Regions from separate parts of the Homo sapiens genome. Here region 1 is linked to region 2. Evidence: chromatin loops called from intact Hi-C (ENCODE). Cell type or tissue: MCF 10A. All regions are shown on one strand. Links, peaks and the distances in the headings refer to the core of each region. The heading gives the core; the rest is flanking DNA. Region 1 overlaps CPNE4 (copine 4). Region 2 overlaps NEK11 (NIMA related kinase 11).

What was found. Peaks named below come from ENCODE experiments on the same cell type or tissue, not always from the same donor. Only the 100,000 strongest peaks of a DNase experiment are listed, where the experiment ranks them.
Region 1: a loop joins it to region 2, with 2.9 times the contacts of the local background. A loop is called at or near these places in 3 of 110 quality-filtered maps.

What each region holds. Positions count from the first base shown.
Region 1 is chr3:131,789,564-131,799,578 of GRCh38, forward strand. The region is part of intron 2 of CPNE4 (copine 4); the gene reads right to left. Among named protein-coding and RNA genes, the nearest start is that of MIR5704, 190 kb to the right of the region's middle. RefSeq lists enhancers at 6,951-7,487, 7,081-7,130. In MCF 10A, for the core only: a CTCF peak has its summit at 5,409 (motif pointing right); a DNase peak (open chromatin) is centred at 5,388.
Region 2 is chr3:131,218,994-131,229,008 of GRCh38, forward strand. NEK11 (NIMA related kinase 11) reads left to right here. Exons shown (of 18, transcript NM_024800.5): 15 at 9,535-9,695. Among named protein-coding and RNA genes, the nearest start is that of NUDT16-DT, 160 kb to the right of the region's middle. In MCF 10A, for the core only: no CTCF peak of the experiment used is centred there; no DNase peak of the experiment used is centred there.

The DNA.
Region 1 (10,015 bases), core at 3,005-8,004, 570 kb after region 2:
GAGGATTATGCAGGTTAGTGAGCATGTAAAGCAATACCAGTACATGCTGCACACTATGTCACTGTTTGCTATGATTATTCAATGAGGCATTTAATGTAAAACACCACTGAAGAAATAAAATTCAGTTAATTAAGCATTTGAGTGCCTACTAGGCTAAGTCCTGTGTTAGGGGTCCAGAATGTTAGAATATATAACCTCTGTTTTTAAGAAAGTCTTGATTTTGAGGGGGCATATACACAAGGAAAAAAAATCCCTGCAGAATAGAGAAAATCAAGTTAGAATTCTGCACAAGCAACCTTAGAAGCACAAAGAAGGAGCCCTACATCTAGCCCAGGAGTTCAAGGATTATATGGTGCTGAAGTTTAAAGCATGTAAGTAGGCACTCAATCTATGTCTGTTTTCTTCCTCTAATTCCATTCTCCTTCTAACCACCTCCCCTTGTCAGATCATTTAGTGGACATTGGATGACAAGAAATAGGAGAGGAAATCAAGGAGAATCGTGTTTCTTCTCCCTAATACCACCTACCCATTCTACCTATCCATTTCAGGCAGCCTGGCAGTATAATGCCAACTTGGATTCATATATGCACACTTTTGAAAATTCAAGGTCCTGTCTCCTTTTCCTGCCAGCCAGATATGGGACTTATATACTTCTCCCTGGGTTGGTTTGACCTTTAATGAAAGACTATGCTAACTCCTGTGCTCACAAAGCAGTAAATACCCAAGTCTTTCTGTCACAGAGTTTTAGGAACACAGGGACATCTAAAAATTAACTAAGCTGCTTAGCCAAAGCTCACCTTCCCCAGGGGTGCTTCTTTGTTCTGCAGGCCAATTGGGACCTGTCTGGATACCCCCTACCCCAAAATTGCTCATTTTGTTTGCCAGTCACTCCTTGCCTGGCTCTAACAGGCACCTTTCTTAGGAGTCTAACTGAGAAATTTAAATTTCTCTATACAGGCCAAGCCTCATGAGGGCTATTTGGGAAAGCCAGATGCACCCTCAGTCTAGAAATCCTGCCCTTCTTTTCTTCACCCTGTGAATTCCTGCTTGTCTTCTGAGACTCAGCTGTGGCATCACCTCATCTGAAACTCTTTCTTGACTTCTCTTGCCAGCTCAGTTAGGTGCTCCTCAGCTGTCATTTGAAGAGTGATAATTTGATGCCATAGTGATTAAATCCTATCATTTATTTGAGAAAAAAACCCCACTGATTTGTATACACAAATACAAAAACATACAAATTTGCCTTCTTTAACAAATTTTGTAACCTTCCTTTTGCCCCTTCAAACAGTATTTCCATTTTATTTTCCTCATAGAATTTTAGCCTAATACAATACAATTTTATGCTTTAACATGTTTTATTGTGCAGTCTTTAGTAATCTTTACCAAAAAAAATTTCCATAACTCAAAGTGTTAAAGATTTTTGTTTGGATTGAGTTTTCATTACAATTTTAAGTACAACATTGATCAAAACAATAAATTATAGTCTACATTTTGATGATTACTGGATTTAAAATTATAATTCAGCATGCAGCTTTAATGAGATGAATGGCTACTCCTCCCACAATTACTTAATGTATCCATGAATAAATATGACCAACCACTAGGATAAATGAGATTCAGCCTCAAGTACATTCCTATTTTTCATTTTAATAAATGCTTACAACTGAGAAATTTTTTCTTATAAATAAATTGACATGAATGGAAGTTTTGTAATAGCCTTGTCACTCTTTTTTTTGCACTTTTTCCAAGTTGTATATCAAAACCACAGTGATTCATCAGCAAAAATTATTTTTAGTCATCCAACAACTGACAAGTCAATGAGGTCTACCTTCAATTTTGTGGAAAGAAAAGAACTGGAAAACCTGACTTTCAGAAAGATTTGATTACTGAATCAGGATAGTTATCCATTTTCTCAACACCTAAACTAATATTTCAAATGGCCCCTTGTTTAGCACTTGGAAGGTTTCAGTAAACCACAGGGTTTACTGTCATTATAGACAGTGTCCCAGTGCTGACAAGCTTACTTTATTTGAAAAAGCGTAAGAAGTATGAGTTCTTAGGCAGTTCAATTTTAGGAAACAGTACAGATGGAACTGGAAGATCTGCAAATTAAGCCCTGACTGCGTACTCTTCAGAAAATCATCACTTTGCCCCAGGGGTGGTGTTTCCCGATTTGAAGTCTGTTACTTAGGTGAATCAATTAACAGATCATATAAGATTGGGAAGGCAGGTAAATTATTGATACACTTGCAGGATGGAGAAATTTCTCATGATTCTCTGGGAAGCCCCAACCCCACGGCCACTTGGTGCCTTGGGGCCATGTTGGTGGAGGACTCATTTCATTATTAAGTCTGGCATTAAGGCTGCTAGAAGACCTCATTAAGTTATTTCAGATATAGGGCTATAATTACTCAGTAACAGAACTGGCAATTTTCTGCTTGCATCAGAATTTAAGGAAACTAGGACCAGAAAATGCCTATGTATTTCCTGGCAGAGAGGACCAGCCTGGGAAGAGACATGAGGCAGGAATGGTTGCAATGATTCTCTTTGGTAGATTTGGCTACTATAACATGAAATGATATAGGGGTGTTGCCATTGAAAAGTTTATTCTTGCCCCCCTCTCATATATGTTTCCATCCAATTTCTTTTATAAGAGAAAAATCAATCAGCAAAATTATATATAATAAATTCTTTAGTTCCATTTTCTTCCACTTCAGATTCCTTTTCATTTTCAGGAAAGATATTTTAATACCAGTGTAAGAGTGTTCTGCACAGAGTATTTATACTCAATTTTAATTCACCCAAAAAGTGCTTACTTGCCTTGGATGCCCTAAACATTACCATACCCGAAAACTATGTCCACATTTGCTCTTGAAGAAATCTCAACCTATGGCATGAAATACCATCTATATACCATATAAACTCAAATGTTTATACATATACCTGATCTCTCTCCTAAGTTCCCAATGTGAATATCCCAATGTGTACCTGCCGACCAGATACCTACACTGGAAATCTCATACATATATATATGTATATGTGTGTGTGTATATATGTATATATATATACACACGTGTATATATGTATATATACACACGTGTATATATACATATATACACACGTGTATATATACATATACACACACGTGTATATATGTATATATATACACGTGTGTATATATGTATATATATACACACACTATATATGTATATGTGTGTGTATATATGTATATATTGTATATATATGTGGAGTGTGTGTGTATAATGAGTGCGTGTGTGTATATACATACATACATACACACATATATATTTACAGTGTAGGTATTTCCAGTGTGTGTGTGTGTGTGTGTGTGTGTGTGTGTGTATCTCCAACAAAACATGCCAAAACCAGAATTGTTTTTTCCACTCCCTTCTCCCATGTGCACCCATGTGACACCACAGTGTCTTTTGTTTCTATAAGTGGCCCCACAATGCACTGAGTTGCTTAAATCAAAATTCTGTTGGTCATTCGTCTTTTCCCATACCCCAAAATCTAATCCAATCCATCAGCAAATAAACATTTTAGGTAAAGCTGTGAAGGACAACACCTTAATAACATTTCTCATAGCCTTCCATTTTTTTCTCCACTAGACCAAGAGTGACTTCATGGATATTTGCCACTGCCTACTCACAGTTTTCCTCATTCTTGCCACCCTTTCCTCTTTCAATCCATCTTCTACACAGGATCAAGAGGGAAATTTTAATCATGGATTGTATCACATCACTCCCCTGCTTAAAATTCTTTGTGGTTTTCTATAGTTCTTAGAAGCCAAACTTTTTCCCATACCCTATAAAGCTCTATATCAGTTATCTTTAGTCTGTGATTAGAATTACTGGGAGAACCTAAAATAACAACAAGATCAACAACAGCAGCAGCAACAACAACCAAAAATCCCAAACACCGATGCCTGGGCACCACCCTAGACTAGTTGATTTGGAATTTCTGTAGGTGGAGCATCTGCATTTCTGATACATAGTCACTATCTCTCTCACTCACTAAGATCCAAATATACAAATCTATTTCTTTTTTAAAACACACAGAATTTGTACCTGCCTATGGACTTTTTCACTGGCTATTTCCTCTTTCTGGAATATTTAATACTCAGATTGGCACATTGGCTGGCTCCTTCTCATCACCCAGGTCTCCGCTCAAATATCACCTCTTTAAAGAGAAGAGAGTCAGAGAAGAGGGCAACAGACTTGTAAACCTTCATGTCTGTATACATGAGATTAGAGTCCTCATGTCAGGAGTTACTCCTTGCATTCTCCAGTCACTCACATATCACATGCCCTGTTTCTATGAGCTTGTCAGTGGTTGCTCTCCCATTTTCTTGCCTGTGGTATGTAGCCATCCTAAGAAGCAACAGAATTATCAAGTTAGCTTTTTAACTCATGTTTACATGCATATTTATTCAAATAATTATAATTCACTGGGACAGTGACTGTAAGAATGTATGCATATGTATGCAGGATTATCAAGGTCTTAACATGCCATGCAAACAGGAGTCATCTCTGACTGCCTCTGAGGAATGACACTTCTCCTTGGGATGTATCCTGACATACAGACCTTTATGATCATCCTTCAGGGAACTTTCTCAAGAAAATACTCATTGAAAATCCAGTTCAATTTTGGAAACAACTTTTTTTTTTTTTTTTAGATGGAGTCTTGCTGTGTTGCCAGGCTGGAGTGCAGTGGCATCATCTCAGCTCACTGCAACCTGCAACCTCCTCCTCCTGGCTTCAAGGGATTCTCCTGCCTCAGCCTCCTGAGTAGTTGGCACTACAGGCGCGCATCACCATGCCCAGCTAATTTTTGTACTGTTAGTAGAGATGGGGTTTCACCATGTTGGCCAGGATGGTGTCGATCTCTTGACCTTGTGATCCACCCACCTCGGCCTCCCAAAGTGCTGGGATTACTGGCGTGAGCCACCACACCCAGCTGGACACTGCATTTCTAGGGATGTGGTTGACTTTGGTATAAAGCCCTTAGTGGTAGAATGAATTTCAACTTAGATATCCAAGCCCAATTTTGCTATAAAGGATCTTCCTGTATTCCTCCACTTTCAATATCTTAATAGGACTTGCATTGATAAGGAGTGCTAAAACTTACAACGTACTTTTACAGGTAGATGTTCTTCCTTATGTTCTCCCTTAACTCCCTGGGTAGTTGAGGCTTGAGTACTAGGTAGTTGAGTACCAGAGTTCCCACATATGAGTGTGTAGCTTGTGTGCTATAAAAGTGTGCCTGGATGAAAGCTTGGGGAATGAAACTCAGTCCCTCACCAAGGCAGTCGCCTTCCTTAGGGCAAAGTCAGCCCAGAGGAAAGGGTGTGTTTCCCATCTTCAACCACCAGAGGGAACATTTTTCCTATTTCTGCAACACTGCCATCTGTCGTGGCTTAGCCATGGCAGTACTACTATTTTGGTTAGTTGTTTATTGCTTTATTTTGCAGATGAAAACTCCGCTATTGAGAGAGGTGAAATATTCTATCCCAGCAGAAAATCTTCCAGTGAGTCAAATATCTGCTAGTGAGTTGACAAAAAAAATCTAGAGCTCTTTCCGTCAGCACTTGGAAATATTCTTATTGTTACTGTTGGATGACCCCTGGTTTGTAGACACCGCCTATAGGGCAATGGTTGGGTTCAGAATTACAGAGTGAGAGGCATAAGCATCAAAGCACAGAGAAACATATTAATAAAAGCCTCTGAGAAATAAAAATGAGATCCCAAATCCACCAACTGACTGAACAGAACCCCTCTTGGCCAAGGGGACCTCAGAGTAATCTTGAAAATTGAGTTCTCAGTCATGACAGTATGTGAGGTCAGACATTCCTTGTAATATCCCCTCCCTTGATAATCACCATTAAGCTTTCTTCCCTAAGGACCAAACAGAAACCAGCCCTTTACAGAGACTCTACCACTGATATCAACTAACCAGTAATGACTGCCCCTCCCTTTTGTGGTTTTAACAAAACAGCTGACCAGCATTTCTTCCTGATAAGAGACCACAGACTATGAAGTGGTTCTGGCCAGTCTATGGAGGGTGTACATTAGGGGCTTTTGTGTCCTGTGCTTCACATTTGTCATCAGAGGGCTGAAAACACCACCCTCGGGTCACGCTAACAAGGCTGTATTTTGAACATGGGTCCCCTGGAGAATCATGAAGCTCAGTTGTGAATGTGTGTGTTTCTCCTTTTAAAAATATTTATGACTCCTCTTATAGCTCACTAAATATGTAAATGTGGCCACCTCAGCACACACTCCTGTTCCCTTTTCTCCTCCCTTGAAGAGTCTGTTTTTGGCTCCTGGCCAGAGGCTATGCTTCCCAGTCTGTCAGAATGGCCACCATGCAGGTTGCAACGCTTTATGAGAAATAAAGCTCTTGTTTCCACATTTATGAACCTCATCATTCTTCAGTTGACATCTCCAATTCCATGGGAGTCATTTAACTTATCAGAGTTCTTTTCTCTTTTGGAAATTGAAAGGGTGGACTCAGCACCAAATAAGGTTCCTCTGGGCTCTAATATCTTTGGCTAGAGGAGATGACAGAGTTTTTTTTTTTTGTAAAAGGAGCTATTTATTTGCTCTTCCATCACAGCTGTCCAAGGTTATTTGAATCATAGCCATCTTGTGAGAAGACTTCTGCCACATTAAGCCATTTTGGAATCATCTTCAGCCTCGTTAACGACGTAGCAGGGTTAGTTTGGTCACTACCGACCTCCCTTTTTATCAAACTTGCTGTTGAATTGAATCTCTAATTTGGATGAAGTCGGGTGTCTCATCCCCTGGAGTTTAATTACACACACATTCATTGATTCTGGGCCTGCTCCCTCAGGTCAAGAGCACACAACCACCTCACAGCTTTCTGCAAAGAGGACATGTTGTATAAGTCTATGCTTGCAGTCTTTGGAGGAAATGATGAAGGTTGGAGAAAGGAAGCAAATAAATACATTTTTTCTAAGTCAATTCAAACTAGAATAAGTCACTGCCACACATCATCTGCCCCCTCCTCCCCAGGGTCCCCCTTCCCCTGGAGCCTCCATCAGTAAATGAATTTAACCTAATTTGCTGCTCTCTAGGGAGAATGCATTCAACCACAAGCTTCCCAAGGTGCTTCCGTTCCTGGTACAAAAAGCTGAAAATGTCATCGCATTTGCAAATGAACAGAAACCTCCCACTCAAAGAGCATCAGTGCCACTGTGGCTCACTGAAGCAGCTGGCAGGAGCCTTCCTCTCACTGCCATTGCTTTGTGGTTAGAATAATACACACATAGTCTTTTCATCTAATGACGTTGGCAAGTTTAACTTTCTTTGCAAAAGTAACAATGCTTTGCCTTCAACCAGCAGACTGTTCTCTCTTTCTTTGGAAAGGGCAGAATGGTTTCTATTTACTCCTGATAGGGCCAGTCACCTGCAACCTCTAGACATGTCTTCACTTCAGCTTTACCCCATGCTGTATAAACTCCATAGGTCACAGTGGCTTTGATATTCTTCAGCTATGAAAGTCTGAATTCTAGATTGAGATGCTGGCCCCATCAAGCACATCTTTCTTGGCGTTTTTTATTTGTCAAGGAGGGATGGGCTCAAAGCAGAATACTTTACACCCCTCATGATTTGCAATGACCTAGCTTCAATCTTTTCTCAGATTTAATATTTTCTGAGTAAGGGGCCCTGAACTCTGGCAAGAGGTGGCTTCTGGGTAAAGGCAGTACAGGAAATCTCCAATTTACTGGGGCTCTTTCCATGATTTTTGAAGCATGAAGGGACCATCATGGTGACTGGTTTACAGCACTGACTAATCCAGACTAACCAGTTCATTTTGTCACAGAGAACTCCCAGAGTGTGGCCAAAAGTGTTCGCTAGAGATTCTACCAGAAACTGCACTTACATTGTATTGCAAGCTTGCCAAATGTACATCCCAGAAAAGGCTAACACTCAGGACAGCTCATTACATGTTTTCATCTATTCTGCAGGAACTAGGACCACGGAAATGAGAAACTCTAGTTATAAACTTTACTGACACTTTAAATACAATAGATACACAAGGCTGGGTTAAGTATTATCCTCCATCTAGCAATGGCAATCTGGTTGGTAATCGTGCACTAACACTAAGGTAGATGTTCTGAGATATATAAGCTATCCTGCTCAGATATAACACATCGATGCCTTTTACATCAAAACTCACTGAATGAGCTGTGTAGAGGCCTGTCTACAAGTGCACTCAGTGAATAAAATTACCCCATGCATTACTCAGCTCAAATTGCCATAATAAAATACCACAGACTGGGTGGTTTAAATTTACACATACTCTGGAGGCTGGCAAGTACAAGATATAGGTACCCGCCAATTTGGTTCCCAGTGAGGGTTCTCTTCCTGGTTTGCAGACAACTGCTCTCTTGCTATGTCCTCAAATGACTGAGAAAGAGACCTCTGGTGGCTCTTTCTTTCTTATAAGGGCACCAGCCCTATCAGATTAGGGTCCCACCCTTATGACCTCCTTTAACATTTATAACCTCCTCAGAGGCCTTATCTTCAAATACCATCACTTTGGGGGTTAGGACTTCAACATATGTATTTGGGAGGGGGAACACATTCAGTCTATAACACCCACAAATAGCCAATTATGGGACATAGGACCTCAGGTGCTCTATCATTGAACCTGTGCCGTAATTATGAAATGAACACTCTTCAGAGGCCTCACTCACAAGTATCTGCCAATTAAGATGTATGTGTGGAGATGCAGGCAATGCTCATTCAGTCACCACCAGGGGCCTACTCTGTTTCATGACCTGTACAAGACAATGGGAAGCTAAATAGGATATTGTTTCTACCCTTAAGTATATCACACCATAAGAGAGTTAGGGGACATATAAAATCAGATCATTACAAACACAAAAAATGGTCTAAGTCTGATGTTAAATGTATACCTACAGTGTTATGAAAATTAACACCTAGGAACATCATCCAGCCTAGTTTATGAGGTGGTGATGAGAAAAAAAGCTTCCTGGAAGAAGTGATCTTTGAGTCTGATATGATAGTTTTTTGTGATATTTGAGAGTCCAGAAAGGAAGTGTTTCAACCTTCCAACTTTTTCTCAACTAGGCAAGTGTTTAGAAGCAAGCAAGGAATGACTTCTTCTTCTCTTCTCAGCCTGATCAAATAATCAGCTGAATTAGGACACCTCAATGTATATCAGGTGGTATATCATATTCTGTTAATATGGTATTACTGCAAATGCCATCCATAACTCAAATTTCACCAAGAAAAGTGATTACTTGGAAGCTTTTATTTTTCCATCTTCACTTTTTAAAAAAAACCACAAACCCAAAAGAAATTAATAAGATAAAAGCATGCAAAGCTTAACTTCATTACACTTTGAAATTAAATTGAACTTGCATGTCCCATAGTCAATTAAAGACACTTTTTTTTCAAACTCTCCTGACAAGGAATTTCCAAAGAGCTTAAGTTGTATTTACTCACTTTGTGGAGTTTTGAAAACTGGCTCCGACAGAAAAAAAATATGAACAATACCACGGATATGTTTTTAACTTTTTAAGCTATCCCATGAGAGACCAGATATAATCGAGTTAGGAAAGACACAATTAGCTGGGCAAGGACATTTTCCTGAAGTAAAAATAAACTCATTAAAGGTTAAGCTCTGGGCAGCATCATTAAGACCAAGGCAAGGAACAGAGCTGTGATACTAAATATTACCACTATTATAATCTCATTTAAGACGTGGCACCCAAGGAATTGGGTTAGGCTCAGAATCCTCCTTCACGGGCCTGCAAGAGTGTATTTCATTTCATCTCACTGAGCCTACCCTATGGGCAAGAGTGGTTCACAGAATTAGGACTATGCTGGAAAAGATAATTATTTTCTACCTACTCTGGTGTTGTGTTTTGTCTTTAATTTTGTTTTTTAAAATTTTGTTGTTACCCCCAGTCTCTGAATTTAACTATTAAATAAACTGAAGT
Region 2 (10,015 bases), core at 3,353-8,352:
AAGGATCTAGAACCAGAAATACCATTTGACCCAGCAATCCCATTACTGGGTATATACCCAAAGGATTATAAATCATTCTACTGTAAAGACACATGCACATGTATGTTTATTGCAGCACTATTCACAATAGCAAAGACCTGGAAACAACCCAAATGCCCAAAAATGATAGACTGGATAAAGAAAATGTGGCACATATATAACATGGAATACTATGCAGCCATAAAAAAGGATGAGTTCACATCCTTTGCAGGGACATGGATGAAGCTAGAAACCATCATTCTCAGCAAACTAACACAAGAACAGAAAACCAAACACTGCATGTTCTCACTCATAAGTGGGAGTTGAACAATGAGAACACATGGACACAGGGAGGGGAACATCACACACTGGGGTCTGTCAGGGGGTGGGGGACTAGGGGAGGGACAGCATTAGGAGAAATACCTAATGTGGATGATGGGTTGATGGGTGCAGCAAACCTGGGTGTAGCAAACCATCAGGACGCGTGTGTATCCATGGAACAAACCTGCATGTTCTGCACATGTATCCCCAAACTTAAAGTATACAAAAAAAAAAAAGAGGAATAAGAGATTAGGACACAGGGACACCAGGGTATGCATGCACAGAGGATGACCTTGTGAAGAAGCAGCAAGAGGGAAGCCAAGGAGAAAGGCCTCAGAGGAATCCAACCCTGCTGGCCCCTTAATCTCCAACCTCCAGAACTCTGGGAAATAAATTTCTATTGTTTAAATCACCCAATCTGTGGTATCTTCTCATTACAGCTCTGGCTGACTTAATACAGCAGCCAACATGCACAGCAGCTAGCAGACGAGGGTGTGCCAATTATACTTTGGAGTGTGTCTGGGAAGAGAATTTGTGTGGGGCATTGATAGTAGCCACTACACCCACTTACAAATGAGAACACCGTGACCCAGAGAAGTGAAGTAGCCCACCTGAGGTCACACAGCCAATAAGCAACGGAGGCAGAATTTGATTGCCATCTGACCCTACAGGTGGTCCTCCTAGTCACTACTTTGTATCATCACTTCTGTTGCAAGGCAGTTTTTCTCAGAAGCAGCAGATGTCACCAGTTAACTTTGACTTCAATTTCTTTTTGGTTTTTTGTTTGTTTTGTTTTGTTTTGTTTTCATCTAAATTGTGCTTACCTTATACAAAATGGAGCTTCTGGGGGAAATTGAGGCAACTCAGCACAATGCCTATGTCTGTGTGTCTTCTCAAAGTATTGACTTTTACCTTATGTAAAAGGTAAAAAAAAATCTTATGGTTTTGGGGACGTTGTAGCATATTAATCATAGGTTTCCTATACATATGAGAAAATAATATTTTTATTTTTAATGTTTTTATTAAAAATGAATTTGAGCAGTTTTTCACACCCACAAATGTTATTTTTGGGAAATTAAGAAATGCTTTGATGGCTGTCATGTTAATACAAATAATAACTGTAATCATTCTAAGCACTGCCACTCCCAATTTGTAATGAATGAACATGGTCTTCATAGAGGCCACATTGAGATACAAGAATAAATCAGTTTGTTCTTATTAGAGCCTTATAATAGCCTTGTTCAGTATTTTCTGGCTTGGTGTAATAAAGCCATTACCCTCTTCAGAAAACTAGAAAAGAAAGGACAAATAGAGATGGACATCTTTTGGTAGCTGCCTTCTGCTGAGGGCTCCCACCACCCACCCTCTGTCTGCCCCATGACAGCCAGCTCCGCAAACTTTAATGCTGAACTATGATTAGATATGCAGAGAGAGGCAGGGTGTCCGGGGCAGACTCTAGGGCACCTGGAGAAAGCTCCAGCCTAACAGCATTTGCTGTCACACTCTGGGTCCTCTTGACTGAGTTCTGGGACTTGACTGAGTGGGCCTGCAGGATGTAACTGGAAGTTTTAGTACGATGAAGACATTTTTTGCAGTTCGAAGGTATGACTACATCTGAGATATAAGTTCAAAGTATGTGAAAAAGAGGAAAGGGGTGGGGGAGTCTTAGGAAAAACATCTGTATCTCCTTCCTCTCCTCAGCTTCCCCTCTCCACGTTACTCTCCCAAAGGATTAGTTAATTCTTTGTATATGATATTATGTGGCAATTTGAAAGTCCTTATCTCTTAGAGATTTATGTACTCATTTATTCAGCAAGAAGTTTTGGGTGTCTGCTTTGAATCATGTGTTGGGGATACCATGGTAAGCAGGATGGGTGTGGCCTCTGCCCTCCTGGAGCTTACCATCTACCTGGAATATTAGAAGGGATTTTTATTTCAGCAGACATAAAGTGCCAGTCATTGTGCTGAATTAGTGGTTCTCAAACTTAAGGGTGCATCAGGATCACCTGGAGAGCTTGTCAAACCACACATTGCTGGACCTTCATCCCAGTTTCTGATTCAGTAGGTTGGAGGTATAGGCAAATTTGGAAATTTTTATTTTTAATAAGAGCCCAGGTGATGTTGTTCTTGCTATTCTGGGGACCACCCTTTAAGAACCATTCTGGGAAGCCTGTCACATGGATTTGCTTAAGGCATTCTAATGGTTAAAACCATCTGGGATGGTGGTGGGCCCACAGGCTGAGATCTTCTAAATGTCTAAAAGGAACTAAGTTCCTTTAGAGGAAACTTGGTTTTCTCTTCAGGCAAAGTTCCTGTTTTATGAAAACACTCTTTTTTAAAAAAATTGTTAATGTATATCTGGATCGTTTTAGCAGTTTAAAGAGCTAATGCAGTAGATGAAGTGACAGGGAGTTTTTCATTTAACAGTTGCATCTGTATGTCATTTTCTCCTCGAAGGTTCTATAAGATAGAGCAATAGTTCTCAAAGTGTGTTTCCAGACGAGTGGCATAGTTAGAAATGCAGAATCTCAAGCCCCATTCCAGACCTACTGAATCAGAAACACTGGGTGTGGGAGCAAGAATCTGTTTTAACAAGGCTTCCAGCTGATTCTGAGGCACACTCAAGTTTGACACATCTGAGATAGATGGTAGTGAGAACTAGGCTCAGGCTGAATCTGATTCTCCCAGCTCCCTTAAGACGGTTTACCAGGATGACTAAGCTTCAGTTTTTCTATCTCGTAAGTCAAAAGTCTATCCCTTGTTGTCTAATATCTTTCAGAGCTACAAGAAAGATAATCATGACCTTTCTGAAATGGTTTTACTAGCAAAGATGAAAATTTCTAACTAACCATAAATAGACTTATTCAGTGAAAGAAAGGGGATTCAGATGCAGCAGTGTGACCTTCGGTTGGTCATTAGCTTGTCTGAACCTTACTTTTCCTATCTGAAAAGTGGGCAGAAAAATGTCATTCTAGTCTACATTGAAGAGTTGTTGCAAAGATCAAATGGTATCTTTGTGCTATTAAATGGTATCAAATTTTTGTGGTATCAAATGTATATCAGCATGCTTTTTAAACTGTAAAATGCACACAAATATAAAGATTATAACTTTGGGCTGCTCACCCTTAGCTTTGTTCTTTTCTATCAACAAAATGGGAGTAGTTGAATTACTTATACCTCTATGGAGATTTTAAGTAATTTAGACAACTAATAGCACAGTAACTCGAGCTCTTCTAAGGTAAAGTTTTTCTTACGTTTATGTTTTGTCTTTAACATACAAAGGTTGAAATATGTAGAAATAGTATAAAATCTTTTAGATTTTATTATAGTGTATACTCTTATTTGAACTAGTCACATTCTAGAGCAGTGATTCTGAGAGGGCAGCCTCCAAACCAGCAGCATCAGCATCAGCTGGGAACTTGTGAGTAATGCAGATTCTCAGGTACCACACCAGACCTGCTGAATCAGCAAGTCTTGGGGTGGGACCCAGAGATCCGTTTTAACAAGCCCACAGGTGATCCTGATGCTCACACAAGTCTTAGAGAAAGGCATTTATTTGGGTCTTAATTGAAGGATCTGATAAAGGCCATCATTTTCCTGGAACAGGGTGATGTCTTCGTTTTTCCAGCATGGATTTGAAACATCTGTGTCCAAACTCGTGCAGCCATTATTGGATTCCTTCATAAACACATTCTGTTACTGCTTGCCTGGCATACAGAAGATCTGGAATGCCACTCCAGTATACCCATTATGAGGCTGACTTCAGGGTGCAAGGAAATTAAAGCTGTTTATCAGACTCTTTTCCCCTTAGTGACAGGAGAAAGGAATCTTAAGCTAAGAAGGCTTCAAGTTGGGTCTATGTATGAAAAACATGAGGCGTGACAAACACAGTTTGAACGGACTTACGTTTTTTTTGACTTTTCCCTTTGAAAATGAAAATGAGTCCTTTTGTGGGCAGCACCAAATTAGTGGTGCTTACTTAAGAAATACTGGAGACAGATTCATTCCAGTTTGTTTCATAACTTAGGTGGCAGAATGGCACTTTTCCCTGGCCACTTCTTTCCTTCTTCCCCTTCTAGGAGGAAATCTTAGGTAGGAGAGGGAAAGGGACTAAGGCTGTCTGTACACAATGAGCTACGTTTTGGGAAGAGGAGCTTAGTGTTTTAACAAAAGAAAGGTTTGTCTGTGTTGTAGAGATATGACTTGGTCCACTGCCTATGTTTGTAAATAAAGTTTTATTGGGACATAGCCACACTCATTTATTTATGTATTGTCTGTTTTCACACTACAAAGGCAGAGTTGGGTAGTTGTGACAGAGACCACGTAATCTGCAAAGCCTAAAATTGTTTTACTATCTAGCCCTTTACAGAACATATTTGTCAACCCCCCTTGCAGAGGTTTCTTCTGAGCTGCTTGAAGGAAACCTTGACGGAATCAGTGGACAGGAAGGACAGTGGGAGGTGAACAGTGTGGTGAAATGCCTGCGGGTTCCTGTGGAGTCCACAGAAAGGAAACCACAGAGAGGCGAGATTCCATATTGCCCATTTCAGTTGGGTTCAGTATGGATTTTGAGAAATTATTCTATTTAAAATAAATAAATATTTTAAACTTGAGTATATATTTGCAATTGTCTAATACAGTCATACACTGCATAACAATCTTTTGGTCAATGACAGACTGCATGTACAATGGTGGTCCAGTTAATGAAGCTGAAAAATTCCCAACACCTAGTGCTATCATAGCCATCATAACATTGCAGAGCAACATAGCCACTCACATACTTGTGGTGATGCTGGGTAAATAAACCTACTACACTGCCAGTCATATAAAAGTGTAATGCATATATTTATGTACAGTATAGTGATGACAAATGACTGTTACTGCTTTATGTATTTACTATACTTTTTTTTTTTGAGGTGTGGTCTCACTCTGTTACCCAGTCTGGAGTGCAGTGGCACGATCTCGGCTCACTGCATCCTCCACCTTCCAGGCTCAAGTGATCCTCCCACTTCAGCCTCCCAGTTAGCCGGGACCACAGGTGTGCGCCACCACACCCAGCTAATTTTTTGTATTTTTGGTAAAGATTGGGTTTCTCCATGTTGCCCAGGCTGTTCTCGAACTCCTGACCTCTGGTGATCTGCCTGCCTCGGCCTGCCAAAGTGCTGGGATTATAGGAGTGAGCCACCATGCCTGGCTTGCTATACTTTTTATCATTTTTCTAAAGTGTACTCCTTCTACTTATTAAAAAAAATTAACTGTAAAACAGCCTTGGGCAGGTCCTTCGGGAGGTATTTCAGAAGAAGGCACTGTTATCACAGTAGATGGAGGCTCCGTGTGTGTTACTGCCCCTAGAGACCTTGTAGTGGGACAAGATGTGGAGGTGGAAGACAGTGGTATCAGTGATCCTGACGCTGTGTAGCAGTAGACTAATGTGTATGTTTGTGTCTTCATTTTTAACAAAATAGTTGAAAAAGAAAAAGAAAGAAAAAATGCTTATTGACTATCTCCTAGTTAGGAGAGATATGAAAAAAAGAAAATATTTTCGTACAGCTGTACAATGTGTTTGTGTTTTAAGCTAAGTGTTATTACAATAGAGTCAAGAAGTTTAAAAAATGTACAGTAAGCTGCTTAATTTATTATTGAAGAAGGGAAAACATTTTTTATAAATGTAGTGTAGCCTAAGTGTCCAGTGTTTATAAGTCTGTAGTAGCGTACAGTAATGTTCTAGGCCTTCGCATTCACTCACCACTCACTCACTGACTCACCCAGAGCAACTTCCAGTCCTGCGTGCTCCATTCATGGTAACAGCCCTGTACAGATGTGCCATTTAAAAAATCTTTTATACTGTATTTTTACTGTACATTTTTAATGTTAAGATACACAAGTACTTACCACTGTATTACAATTGTCTACAGTATTCAGTGTAGTAACATGCTGTACAGGGTTGTAGCCTAGGAGCAATAGGCTATACCACATAAACATAGATGTGTAGTAGGTTATACCATCGAGGTTTGTAATAAGTACACTCTATGATGTTCACACAATGATGAAATCACCTGAATGACATATTCCTCAGAACATATCCTCGTTGTTAAGTGATGCATGACTTATTTCTTCCTGGTGTTGGGTATTACAGGAAAAACTACTGAGTGTTTGCCTTATTTGATACATACTTTGCATCCATTATACTATGTAATGTTCACAACAATTCCATGAGATGAATATTATCATCTTTATTTTATAGATGAGAAAACTGAAGTGCAGAAAGCTTAAATAACACAGTGTTACAGAGCTATTGCTAGAGGCTTGATTTAAATGCAGATTTTGTTTTTATGCCAAAGCCAGCATTCTAAAGGAGTGTTTCTGAATGTTGGCCTCTCTAGCTAGGTTGGGGTGTTTTTCAAACTGCAGGTTGAGAGGTCAGTTTAGTGAGTTGCAACCAGCATTAAAAAAATAATTGAACAGGATGAAAAACACCAGAGTGTGTCATATGTAGTTTGGGTAAATAGGTCTTGGTGTATGAAACTTTTGTTTCGACTATAAAGATATTTATAAACATACATATATAAGCACATTTCTGTGCACTGGGCAACAATGTAAATGATATTTCTTACCATGTCGTAGTTTGAAAGCCAAGGGAGTGGACAAGGAGGAATGAAGATAAAGAAAAAATGGGAGAGCAAGAGGGAAAAATATGAATGAGTGAGAGAATGAATAACTGTCAAAGGGACAAAGAGACTCGAGAGGGAGAGGAAGTAGAAAAGAGTGGGGAAAGAGGGAGAATGGACAACTCAGAGAAAGAGACACAGAGATTCAGGGAGAGTTGAGGGTGGGCAAGAGAAGGAAGACATCATATGGTTCTGTCTTTCATTCCACTCAGCAAGCACATGTCCCTACTTGATGGCAGAACTGGAGATCTCTCAGGAGATTTTAGTTTTCATACACTTCTCATGCTGTGATTCTCTTGTCGTTCTCAGTGTAAGTAAAATGAAGATCTTTATTAACATGGCTTCTAGTCATTACAGCAAAAAGACACCTGCACGTTTATGTTTATCACAACACAATTCACAATTGCAAGGATATGGAACCAACATAACTGCCCATCACTGATGAGTGGATAAAGAAAATGTGGCATATATACACCATGCAATACTACTCAGCCATTAAAAAAAGAATGAAATACTGTCTTTTGCAGCAACCTGGATGGAGCTGGAGGCCATTATTCTAAGTGAAGTAACTCAGGAATGGAAAACCAAATACCATATGTTCTCACTTATAAGTGGGAGCTAAGCTATGGGTACACAGAGGCATGCAGAGTGGGATAATGGACTTTGGAGACTCAGAAGGGAGGAGGGTGGGAGGGAGGTAAGGGATAAAAGACTACATATTGGGTACAGTGTATACTACTCGGTGAGGGTGCACTAAAATCTCAGACTTCACCACTACAAAAGTCACCCATGTAACCAAAAACCACTTGTATGCAAAAGGTATTGAAGTTCTATATGCATGTACATATGTGTATAGGTATGTTATATATATATGTGTACATACAGACACGTGCAGGTGTCTTCTTGATATAATGACTAGAAGCCACGTTTAATAAAAATAATATATATTATTTCAATATAAATAATAAAAATAATAAAAACTATGGCTTCTCCATAACAGTATTCTATCTCATCTGTTGCTCAGCTGAAAATCAGTGATCTGAACTGATGTGAAAAAAAAAAATACGCTGTGTTGAAATTGCTGAGAGAAGGTATGAGATCCCTAGTACACTGCTTTCTAAGGAACTGGCAAAGGCAATTTTGAATATATGTAATTTTTGTCTTTTGAGCTGACTAATTTTTATTCTACTGTACAGCAGCCTTTTATGTTTTAGTGGGAAACCATAGATAACAAACACATTTTAACATCTTCTATTTCCAGGGAATTCTACATCCATTAAGTATCTTACTTTCAAAGGATTCTGGACTCATTTAATGAAAAGCCCATTTGTACAGACTTGGAAATTGAGTGAACATTTGTATGAAACTTCCCTGCATACCGATGCTTTCATGAGAATTCTATTACTCAATCTCAGCAGCCACTCTACTAGATTACACTTATGTTAATTTTATCACAGAAATTGGAGCTCTGTGAGTTTAAGTCTCTTGCACAAATTTTCATCTAAAAAGTGGAAGAGCTAGATTCTAGCCTTGATTTTCTGACCCCAAATTTCATATTTTTCCCACTAGACCAGAAATAGCAACAATAGATTGAAAAATAATGTGTTACAATTTGGAAGAAAAATTTTAATTTTAAGTCTGAGTATGGTGCAAAGTCTAAAATGCCCATTGTTTTGCTGCAGCTGAGTATTCTAATTTTCTCCTCCCCCAGCCCAAGGGTAGTTGTTTGGGTAGTTCTTTATTTCTAGCCCCCCATTAGTAAATTATATTGTTATGCTTTCTTGTGATCCATTCATGGCCTTTCTTCACTGAAGATTGTTATAAACACCAACTTTATTCTAGTTACTAACAATGTTGCATCAAGTAACTTGGGTAGATGCTTATTGTCATCAGCTTAGGTGGGTATTCTTTTTTAAAATAAGTGCTGAATGTAAGGTTGAGTAAGTAGGACCCACCAGAGTGAACTCCATCTCAAAAGCCATCATTACCTGTTAGAAAAGAATTGTGTTTTTCCCAGCTTGCCAAAATGATGCTGCTATATATCCTATTCATCTTGTTTGGTCCTACCAGTAACATTTAAAAAAAAAGAAATATCTAGGAAAAATGCTGTGGTAGTTTTGCTCCAACTTCCTATGCTAAAAACTTTATGTGTGTTGTGTAATAGGACCCTTCAGCCAGGACATCTTGTCCTACCTTTGCCCCTAAATTTCCTCATTTTTAATAAGGATTCATGCCTCCAAATGTCAAAATGTTAAAGCATATTATTTATTCTTATTTAATGATTTTTTTCTTACCTTCAAACGGTAGTTGCTAATGGAAATGTTCCTCCTTTCCTCTACTGGTTTTATTTTGCTGAGTGTTTATTACATTCAACCAAATACTTCCAGGAAGCTGAGATTCAGCTCTACACTCCATGGAAGCTTTGTCAACGCAAGCAAAATATACATCCCTGTGAAAAGATACAGTATTCTTACCTCATTATAATTTTAATAACTGGTAGTATCTGACTGTTTGTTCATTATTTCAGAGATCCCAGAAGACCCACTTGTGGCTGAAGAGTACTACGCTGATGCATTTGATTCCTATTGTGAAGAGAGTGATGAGGAGGAAGAAGAAATAGCGTTAGAAAGACCAGAGAAAGAAATCAGGAATGAGGGATCCCAGCCTGCTTACAGAACAAACCAACAGGTATGTAATGCTCCCTGTCGGAAGCCATGGAACTGTTCAAGGTACTGATTGGACTCTCCCAGAGAAGAAAGGAAGTCTTATAAGGTGAAGTTGGGGACATGGGGAACAGGGTTATTATAATAGCTACTTGTGGTAAGTCTGGCTTTTCAAGGTCCAGAGGCAGGCAGGGCCCTATGGAATTTGGAGAATCTGATCTGGACCATGTTGATGGGGGAAGAACTGGAGCATGCTGCACTTATTTGGGGGGTTGGGAGATGGCACACACCATATTCCCACTGAGGAGGGCTTCGTATACAGCTATTGAATTAAAAAATGCAAAT